2 separate regions of the Homo sapiens genome follow, and region 1 is linked to region 2. The links are chromatin loops, found by intact Hi-C in ENCODE. Cell type or tissue: mammary epithelial cell. All regions are shown on one strand. Each heading gives the region's core, and the rest is flanking DNA. Links, peaks and the distances in the headings are about the cores only.

Evidence for each region. A loop is a pair of places that touch in the nucleus more often than their neighbours do. Peaks named below come from ENCODE experiments on the same cell type or tissue, not always from the same donor. Only the 100,000 strongest peaks of a DNase experiment are listed, where the experiment ranks them.
Region 1: it touches region 2 in a loop (10-fold over the local background); 4 of 110 quality-filtered maps call a loop at or near these places.

Annotation. Positions count from the first base shown.
Region 1 is chr3:34,386,355-34,390,747 of GRCh38, forward strand. The region is part of intron 6 of LINC01811 (long intergenic non-protein coding RNA 1811); the gene reads left to right. Among named protein-coding and RNA genes, the nearest start is that of LINC01811, 230 kb to the left of the region's middle. In mammary epithelial cell, for the core only: a CTCF peak has its summit at 1,981 (motif pointing left); no DNase peak of the experiment used is centred there.
Region 2 is chr3:33,881,688-33,886,080 of GRCh38, forward strand. No RefSeq gene overlaps it. Among named protein-coding and RNA genes, the nearest start is that of PDCD6IP, 85 kb to the left of the region's middle. In mammary epithelial cell, for the core only: a CTCF peak has its summit at 1,930 (motif pointing right); no DNase peak of the experiment used is centred there.

The DNA of each region.
Region 1 (4,393 bases), core at 268-4,267, 500 kb after region 2:
TGAGCATTTTATCCAGAGTTTACAGGTGTTTTGAACCCAGAGATTTTTCCTGTAAAGGGTAGTACATACTTCAGGCTTTGTAGGCCATATAGTCTTTGTTATAACTATTAGTTTTACTGTTGCAGGACAAAAGCAGCCATAAACAATATGTAAACAAATGAGTATGACTGTGTTTCCATGAAACTTTATTTACACAACTAGGTGACAGACTAGATATGACCCATAGGCTTTAGTTTTCCAATCTCTGTTCTATAACATAGCTGAGATTAGAAGACACTGGAATAATATTTCTGAAAGTGTTGCTTTTAAGATTCTTAGCACTCACTGCTAAAGGGGAACCACCTTTGGTTACTGCCTGATTGAAACCTAACACTTTGCTTTCTTTTTTGCTTGGAACTGAAAATCCCATAGGAGAAAATCCAATAGGAGTTTCCAAGGAGACAGCCTGTGGGTTGGAGGGGTTGTGGTGGGGGTGAGATAGCACACAGCTAGAGTTGAGATGTGGGGAAAACTTGAATTGTTTGTTTGCCTTTCAGGTTCTTTTTGAGGGGAGTCTCTCTGATGCTTGGAATGAATCCTGCTGAATCAATGCTGATGCTTGGAGATCTTCAAGTCTTTTCCCTTTTTCCCATTGCTCATGATGTCTATATAACCTCCAAACATGCATCCCACTCCTCTGCCGAAAGACCATTTTTTTATATCTTCAGTGATGGTCTAGGCCAGGTTAATTGACTTTTCTTTTTTCTTAAGCCAACTAAAGTCCTCACCACAAATTAATGTTATGTTTTGACTGACTCATTGGGCCTGAACAATAATGTTATTTCTCGCAGTGCACTAAAAAGGGAGTAGAAAGGGAAAGGTGGATGTATTTCTTAATTTTCTGTAATCTAAGTACTGAAATCTCACTTTTACAACAAAGGCAGCTTTGATATAATTTTTGGAAACAAGCTTTCTGCTGAGCTGGTTGTGAAATCTCATTGGTTGGAGAGAATTCAAGTGCATGTCAGTGAGCACAGGTGCTGGAAGTTGTAGGTAAGGAGTCAGGAGTGCAGTCTACAGGTGCAGAAAAAAGATTTTCATGGAGACCCCCAGCTCTAAATGTAGTTGCTCAAAAGGTGGACTTTGCCATTCACTTATGTGAAGCCCTTTGAAAATCTGACATTTCTGTGGGCCTGTTAGTGGCGAGCCAGAGGGGCTTGCCAGCTTAGAGGTTAATTGTGCTAATTAACAGAAAGGACAGAGGCTTCAGAAAGTGCCTCTGTGGACTGGAAAATTTTCCCAATATTTCATTAGGGTGACTTTGAAAAGGTTGCAGGCAAATGGCACCTTTCACTTTAAAAATCTAAACCATGGCTTTTTAACCATTTTTAAAGTTTGAGTTTGAAAAGTCCACTTTTAGTGTTATTTAGAAACTCGTCCTATGGGAAGTCTGGAGGAAAGGAAAGACTACATTTTTAAGTGCATCATTCTCGCCTTTCATTCCTTTATGCTTAGCTTTTTATTTCTTGGCACTTATTTTAAAAGCCTTATTCTCTCCTCCTCCCAGTGCAAACCCACGCCATATCCCTGAATCTGTTGTGGAAGAACAGACTGGAAGACATCTGCCTCTTGCCTTATTTTTTTTAATTCCTCTAAATGATAGAGCCAAGTCTCCACACCAGAGCTCCCTCTCCCTGAACAAACCAAATGGTGGCTGTTGGCAGTGCATTGACAGCTTGTTAATGGAGGAATCCTTGACAGTGTGACAACCTGCCTGGGCTGCCGCGGGAAGCCAAATCCGCCCCCACACAAACCCGAGTAATTAACAGGTGGGGAAAAATAGCAAGTAACTGCTGCTGAGGAGAGGAAAAATAGTCAACCTAGTGAATTATGTATATTAAAGTATAATATCTCTTTTGCAATCCCTTTCCTAGTTCTTACTAGCAAGCTCTACTGGAAAGTGGTTTGACTTTGGAGTCAGGTGAGCCTGGATTTGAATCAAAGTTTGGCCACCTACTGGCTGTGTGTGACTTTGGGAAAATTCCCTTCACTGAACCTCCATTTGTGATCAGTACTGTGGTCAGATACTATTTGTGAAGGCACAATTATAGATGCCACTTATCGGTGTTCAATTGTCAAAACCTCTTTTTATGATGATGGATTTGCCAAATTGTTCTTGTAGTTCTGTCAAGTTTTGTTTTTTTTTAATATCGTGAGGTAATTTTTTGGTTCATTAAGTTTGAAATTGTTATTTCTACTTGGCGAATTGGGCCTTTTATCATTAGACAGTGACTTCCTTTTTCTCTAGTCATACTTTTCGTCTTGAAATTATTTTTTGTGATGTTATTTTATGTGCTGATATATATACACACACACACACACACATGCACACACAAACACATATATATATATTCCATTTATTTGATAGTATTTCTGTGCTTTTAGGTTTCATGAGGTTAGGGGTATAGGATGAAGGGTATAGAGAAGGGGAGGGCTCTGGTTACCTATTGCTTGGTTAAGGCGTCCACACTTGTTGGGCTGACTGTCTAGACATCCTCTCTCCCAGCTCCCTCAAACCCAAAATATATTTGCATGAATTCCAATAAAGAAATCTTCTCAGAGAAGCATGTGCTGGTACCACCCACACCAGCTGGAACATTTTTCTCTCAGCTCTGACCTACACTAGAAAATACGTGGAAGGAATTTTTCAAAACTTAGATCTGTAGCTCTTGATATAATACCAGGGGCTAAAATGAATTTAGGAGACATTCAAGGCTGTTTAAAATAGTTATTTTCAAGCTTTCTTCAGTCTTAGATCTCTTTGTGAATGTGATGAAAGCTCTGGACTCTTGCCTCAGGAAAAATGCAAAAACACAAGATTTTCAAACTTTAGCTGATCCTATTTTTATGTCCTAAAGTTCCGGAGGCTCCAGGTAAAAGGGCCGCTATTTAAATACTCATGTTGCAAACATTAAGGGATAAAAGGCAGGATGGAAAATTTAAACACATGCAAATATATTGGTCAGAATGGTGGACTGTGCAGTCCTGGCAGAAAATTTGCTGCCTATTCTTTTCTAGGGTGGGCTCAGATTTATCAGTGAGGCCATGCCCTGAGCAGAATTGCCCTGTGGCAAAGGAAACCTGAGCTGAGGACTAAATGAGAAAGTCCAGAACCGGTGAATGCACATGACCCCAGCTGAAAGTCTCTAGGAAACATCCCCCCAAGGAGGGCTTCATAACCCAGGGCTCACTGAAGAAAATTCCAATTGAAGATAAGCTGAGGAGAAAATATCACAAAACACTGAAAAACACCACTATGAGAGGTAAGTCTAGCAGATGCAACAAATAGAGCGTTCATGCCCAAGAAAGTAGAAGTAATAAAATCAGCTGAAAAAGTACTTTAATATAAGTATGTTGAAAATATTGAAAGTTTAAAAAAGGATAGAATCCATAAAAATGGAGATAATGGAAGAGGACGGAAAAACTTGGGGAAAAATAGCTAGTTTCAGAAACAAAAAATATTGGTATGGGTATGGAGGAAACTTTAAGGACACTTTAATCAGCAGACTACACAGGATTAAGAAGTGAATAAGTAAAACAGAAAGATTATCAGAGGAAGTCATCCAGAATACAGCAGAGATAGAAAAAGAGTTGAGGGCTAAGAAAGAGAAGTTGAAGAATGGAAGAATTTGAAATTTCACCCTAGACACACAGTAATGAAATTACAACATTCATGTATCATGGGAAAGTTCTAAAAGTTATCAGGCAGAAGAGACAGATTATTTTAAAAAGTCAGTATCAGACAAAAGGCAGACTGTTGTTATCAGTAATAGATACCAGGAAATAAACAGGAAATAAATAAAAATATCTGCAGGGCACTGAGGCAAAATTGTGTGAATACATATCTTACTAATGCAAATGATGCAAAAACCAAAACAAACCAAAACAAAAACTGAACACCTGCTGGAAATGTGTTCACGTTGAATTCATTCTGGTTGGTTAAATTTAAAAAGACGATTATTTTTATCTCAATATTTCTGTATTGTTCACATTCCGTGTAATAAACATGATTTACTTATGTAATAAAATGAATATTAAAAAAACAAATAATCTGAGTTGAAATTATAGGAACTTTGTTCATGTCTGTTCAAATTAAGCTCATTCTTTAAGGCTTAGCTCTAATAACATTAAACATTTTTATTAATATATAATGTTTGTACCTTTTCATGGTATAGATGTAGTATTTTGCTACATGCATAGAATATGTGATGATCAAGTCAGGGTATTTATAGTAATCATCTTGACTATTTATCATTCCTATGTGTTGGGAACATTTCAAGTCCCCTCTTCTAGCAGTTTTGAAATATATAATATATTTTAAAAATTATAGTCACCCCACTCTGCTATCAAATAT
Region 2 (4,393 bases), core at 156-4,155:
TGATTTTGGTGGCTCGCACCCAGGCCTTGCTGTTCAGGCCAGCACATGCTGACATGTCACCAAAGCTAATTATCCTGAAGGACCCTCCCAAACTCCTGGGAAATGGGCTTTTGATTCTGGGTCCCAAGAGTGAGGGTCTACCCTCTGCCCTTTGTGGGAGGCGGGGGCCTACCGGTGGGGGGCACGGTGAGGTTAGCCAGGCATACCGTCCTTGGGGATTGGTCCTGACAAGGCCACTGGGACATGTGGGGAGACATGGGACATTTCACAGGGTGTTCAGCCATCAAGAAATCTTGCAGTTGATGTTAATGGCTGAGGAGTGCTTGGGGGCAGGAATCCAGGGTGGGCCTAAGAGTAGTTGGTAGTACACCACTGGTGCTCCTTCCTAGGGGAGACTGCTGCCCTCTCTGTGTGTGCTTTCATGTGGAGTGGGGAAGGTGGTGCTTGTGCCGGCTGGGCAGTGGAGCATTTCAGACAAAGAGGCATGTGTTGAGGGGTTCAGAGGTGAGAAGGGGCAGCAGGCAGGAGACCTCAATTAAATGTAAAAAGCCTCAAGAAATTGTAAGCACAGGAGAGCAGTGGTCAGATGAGGGTTAGATAGCTCAGCAGGGAGAAGGAGTACATTTGGACTTGATGCGGAATTCCTTGGCAGATTAGAGGCTTATAGAGAGGGGTCTGGGTGCTCCATCCAGGGCGTCCTTTGTGGGCCATGGGTGCTGTGCTGTGGGAGTCACTATCTGTGGCTGTGGGGCCTTCAACTGACCTTCAGTCTTGCCTACTCGCTGCCTCTCCCAGAGGCACGGATACAACAGGGAGCCTCCCTGTGGACTGGCTTTTCTCCCCAAGCCGTGGGGACCCATGGGGTCTTCTGGGAGGCAGTGGTGGCCTCACCACCAAGCAGCCGTATGACTCTGGGCAAGACTTTTGCATCTAAGCCTCCATTGCCTCACTGTTGAAATGAGAGTAATAATCCCTTCTTGAGAGTGGTAGAAAGCTGAACAGACTGGCCCTGGTAGGTGCTCAGACACTTGGCTGTTTTAATTATTCCTAGTACAGGCAAACCTGCCCCCACCACCCCACGCTTGTGGAGACTTTGCTGGGTTTATTGGCCCTCCTCTGCCCCCAGTCCTCTCTACACTTTATTTTGCTGAAATTCACTTCAACAGGGGGATGTTCAGCCAAGACAGGACAGAAGCTGGTGCTCCTGACTTTTTTGGATTTGCTTCAGCTGGATACAATGTTTTGGGTTGACCATTTAATTCAGATTTCCTAGTTCTCACACACCTTGGAGGATTTTTCCCCGGAAATACTACGAAAGTGGTAACTTCGCCTCGTGTAGAGAGACTGCTCAATGAATAAATTAAGCTAGATTAGAACAGCTGGGTTTCACCAAGCCCAAGGGGCCCAGGAACAGAATTCAAAGGATCAGTGAACTAGAGGGCCAGGCATGGTGGCTCACACCTGTAATCCCAGCACTTTGGGAGGCCGAGGCTTCAACAGCTCAATGAACTAGAATGGGAGATTAGAGCTTAACTTTTGAAATTTAGAATTTCCTTCAGTTATAAATAGCAACAAACCAACCTTTGTAGTATTACCAGAAACTGAGACTTTATTTCTAGAAATCTCAGCTTTTCACATATTGTTACAGCTGCCACTGATTTCTCAAAATGTCATTTATGCCCATCATAAAGGAGCATATCATGAATTTATGGTAATTAGACCTGCCACTAGGTCTTGTTATTTACTGTGTTAAAAAAGAACATCTATCTGCATAGCCCCCACTTGTTTCATAATTGGATAAATTAATTGAAATGCAATTAGTTTTCTTTGTAATTATGAATTTCGGAAGAAGTCCATAGGCTTCTTCTGACACTAAAAAATTGATAAACTTCTAGACATTGGAGAACTGGAAGGATAAAGTGGCAATTCCCAGTTTAGCCACAAGAGGGAACTATTTCACAACTTATGTTTAGAAAGATCATAGCTGGGATTTTTCTTATTTCCTCTTAACTCGTTCTAAAATTGGTTCGAATTTTCTTCTTTACTGTTAGCAGTGTAATTGGGGTGCTGTGATGAGGCTCTGTAGCGGATACCCCGCCAAGAGCTGAAGCATCCCTGTCTCATGAACCCAGGAAGACGTGATATGAAAAAGTGAGTCTCCCAGGCACTAGATGAGAATGCCAAGTTTAGTGCCCCAGCTTGTTTGCTGTCTTCCCCCTGCCCCCTGAAACCTTGTAGAGCAGAGACGATACCTCCTTTTTTATTCTCATAGGAACAGTTCCTTCTTCAGGTTAGAAACACAGCTGAAGGTTTTCCACGAATACAGTGGCTGTTAGAAGAATGTGTTGTTTGTGTGTATGTGTGGGAAGGGGGCAGAGGCAGGGTTGGCGTGGGAGGGAGGGAAATGAGAGCTTTAGAGGTGGAGAGAGGCTGTGATCCTATAATAAAAACCCGAGGACCTGGCCAGGCCTTCCACTTGGTTATGCAGTGGTTGCCCCTAGGGCTGATTTTAATGGGAACAATTTCACACGTTCCCTTGTCGTTTGGCCACATCAGCACTTAGGTCACCGTATATATTTAAGTGCACAGAATTGAGGTCTTAGAGTGTCTAATTGCAAAGGGCGGCAGCCACTTTCACAAGTCAGCATCCTACGGAGGAGTAGCTCTGCAGTCCCTCACTTGCCCTGAAGTAGGTCAGGCTGGAGTAAATGCAGCAGATGTCCACGTGGGCGCAGTCGCGGCCACAGAACACAGTTCTGAGTTCAAACCTACTTGTGACTCCAAAATTAACATTTGTTACACTGTCTGCCTCTCTGGCCTTTAGGGATTGTTGCCTGTTTTTTTTGTCCCCCAATGTTAGTTATGAGCAACATTGAACAACTCACTGTTGAAAGCAGGGCTTTACAGGCTCCATCCTAAATGCTGGGGCCAGGAGAGAACCAGCCGTAAGTGCTGTGGATCCCTAGAGCTCACAGGATGCTTGGCACGTGTTGGGTAAATACAACCCCTCTGAATACGGTCCTTTCAGGTGTGTCTACCGTGTGACCAGCAAGTTGTTGATCTTCTCTGAGCCGCAGTTTCCTCATACATAAAACGGGAATTCTTTTACCTCAGGAGATTGTGGTGAGAAGTAAGGAAACAGATAGTATACACAGTTAGCACCGTGCCTGGCCATTGTTACTGAGGATCACAGCTTTGTTCCTTAAGCATATGGTGTGCATGGGACAGACAAATAGTAGCCAAGAGCATGGGCTGCTGGTGCATCCTGCCTCACTTTATGGCACTGGTGCTGCCAATAACCTGGTGAACTTAATAACTGCTCTTCATTAAAGTGCCAGGATTTATTTTGTGAGATGACAGTGTGACAAGTTGGTGCAGAGCATGGGCCCTGGAGCTGGATGGCCTGGGCTAAGTCCCAGATATGACTTATGGCTGCAAGACTTTAAACAAGTTCCTTAGTGTCTCTGTCTTTAGTTTCCCATCTTTAGAGTAGGGACCATAATGGTACTTTCTGCATAAAGTTATTATGAGTTAATGCATGAAAAGCACTAAGAATGGTCCCCGGCACATTAGCAATTACTCAAAATTATGAGCTATTATTATTACTGTTATTGTCCTAGACAACTTGCTAAACATTCTCTGATGACAAATTTCAAGAGTTGTGTGAATCTTCTAGACAGTCTAGACCAGTGGTCTCATGCTTCTGGAACCTGTTTCCTCAACATGCTAGGGTAGTGGGGTGAGGATGGGATGGGAATGGATGAACCTGGGTGGTACGGTGGTGGGGGTGATGGTGGAGGTAGTTGATCAGTGGCAGTGGGACTGTGGTGGTACCACGGTGGTGGAGTGATGGTTGGGTGAAGGTCGGGTGGTGTGATGATGCCTGGGTGGTTGTAGTGAGGTAGTTGTTGGTGCTGTGGTTGTTTCTGGGGTAATGGTGGTGTTGGTGGAATGATGTGTACTGGTGGTCGTGGGTAGTCATCATTGGTGGGGTGACGTGAGGTGGTGGAGTGGGTGATGGAGTGATGGTCAGGTGGTGTTGGTGGAATGATGTGGACTGGGGGTGGTGCATAGTTGGTACGGTGGGGTGGTTGGTGTTGGTGGAGTGGTAGGTCGGTTGGGGTGGCTGTTTGTGATGGTGGTGGAGTGATGGACAGGTAGTGTTGGTGTTGTTGATGGAATGATAATGAAGGGTTGGTGGAGTGATGAGGAGGTAGCTGTTGGTAGTGTAGGTTGGAAAATGATGATGGAATAGTTGGTTGGTGGTGGTGATGGAGCCGTAGGGGCAGCAGTTGGTGGTGGCAGGCTCTGGCAGTGGTGACAAGATAGGAGGAGCAGCGCTTCTCTCTGACTCCTTGGAGGCCATCCTTGCTGTGACCACCATGGTAGTGCC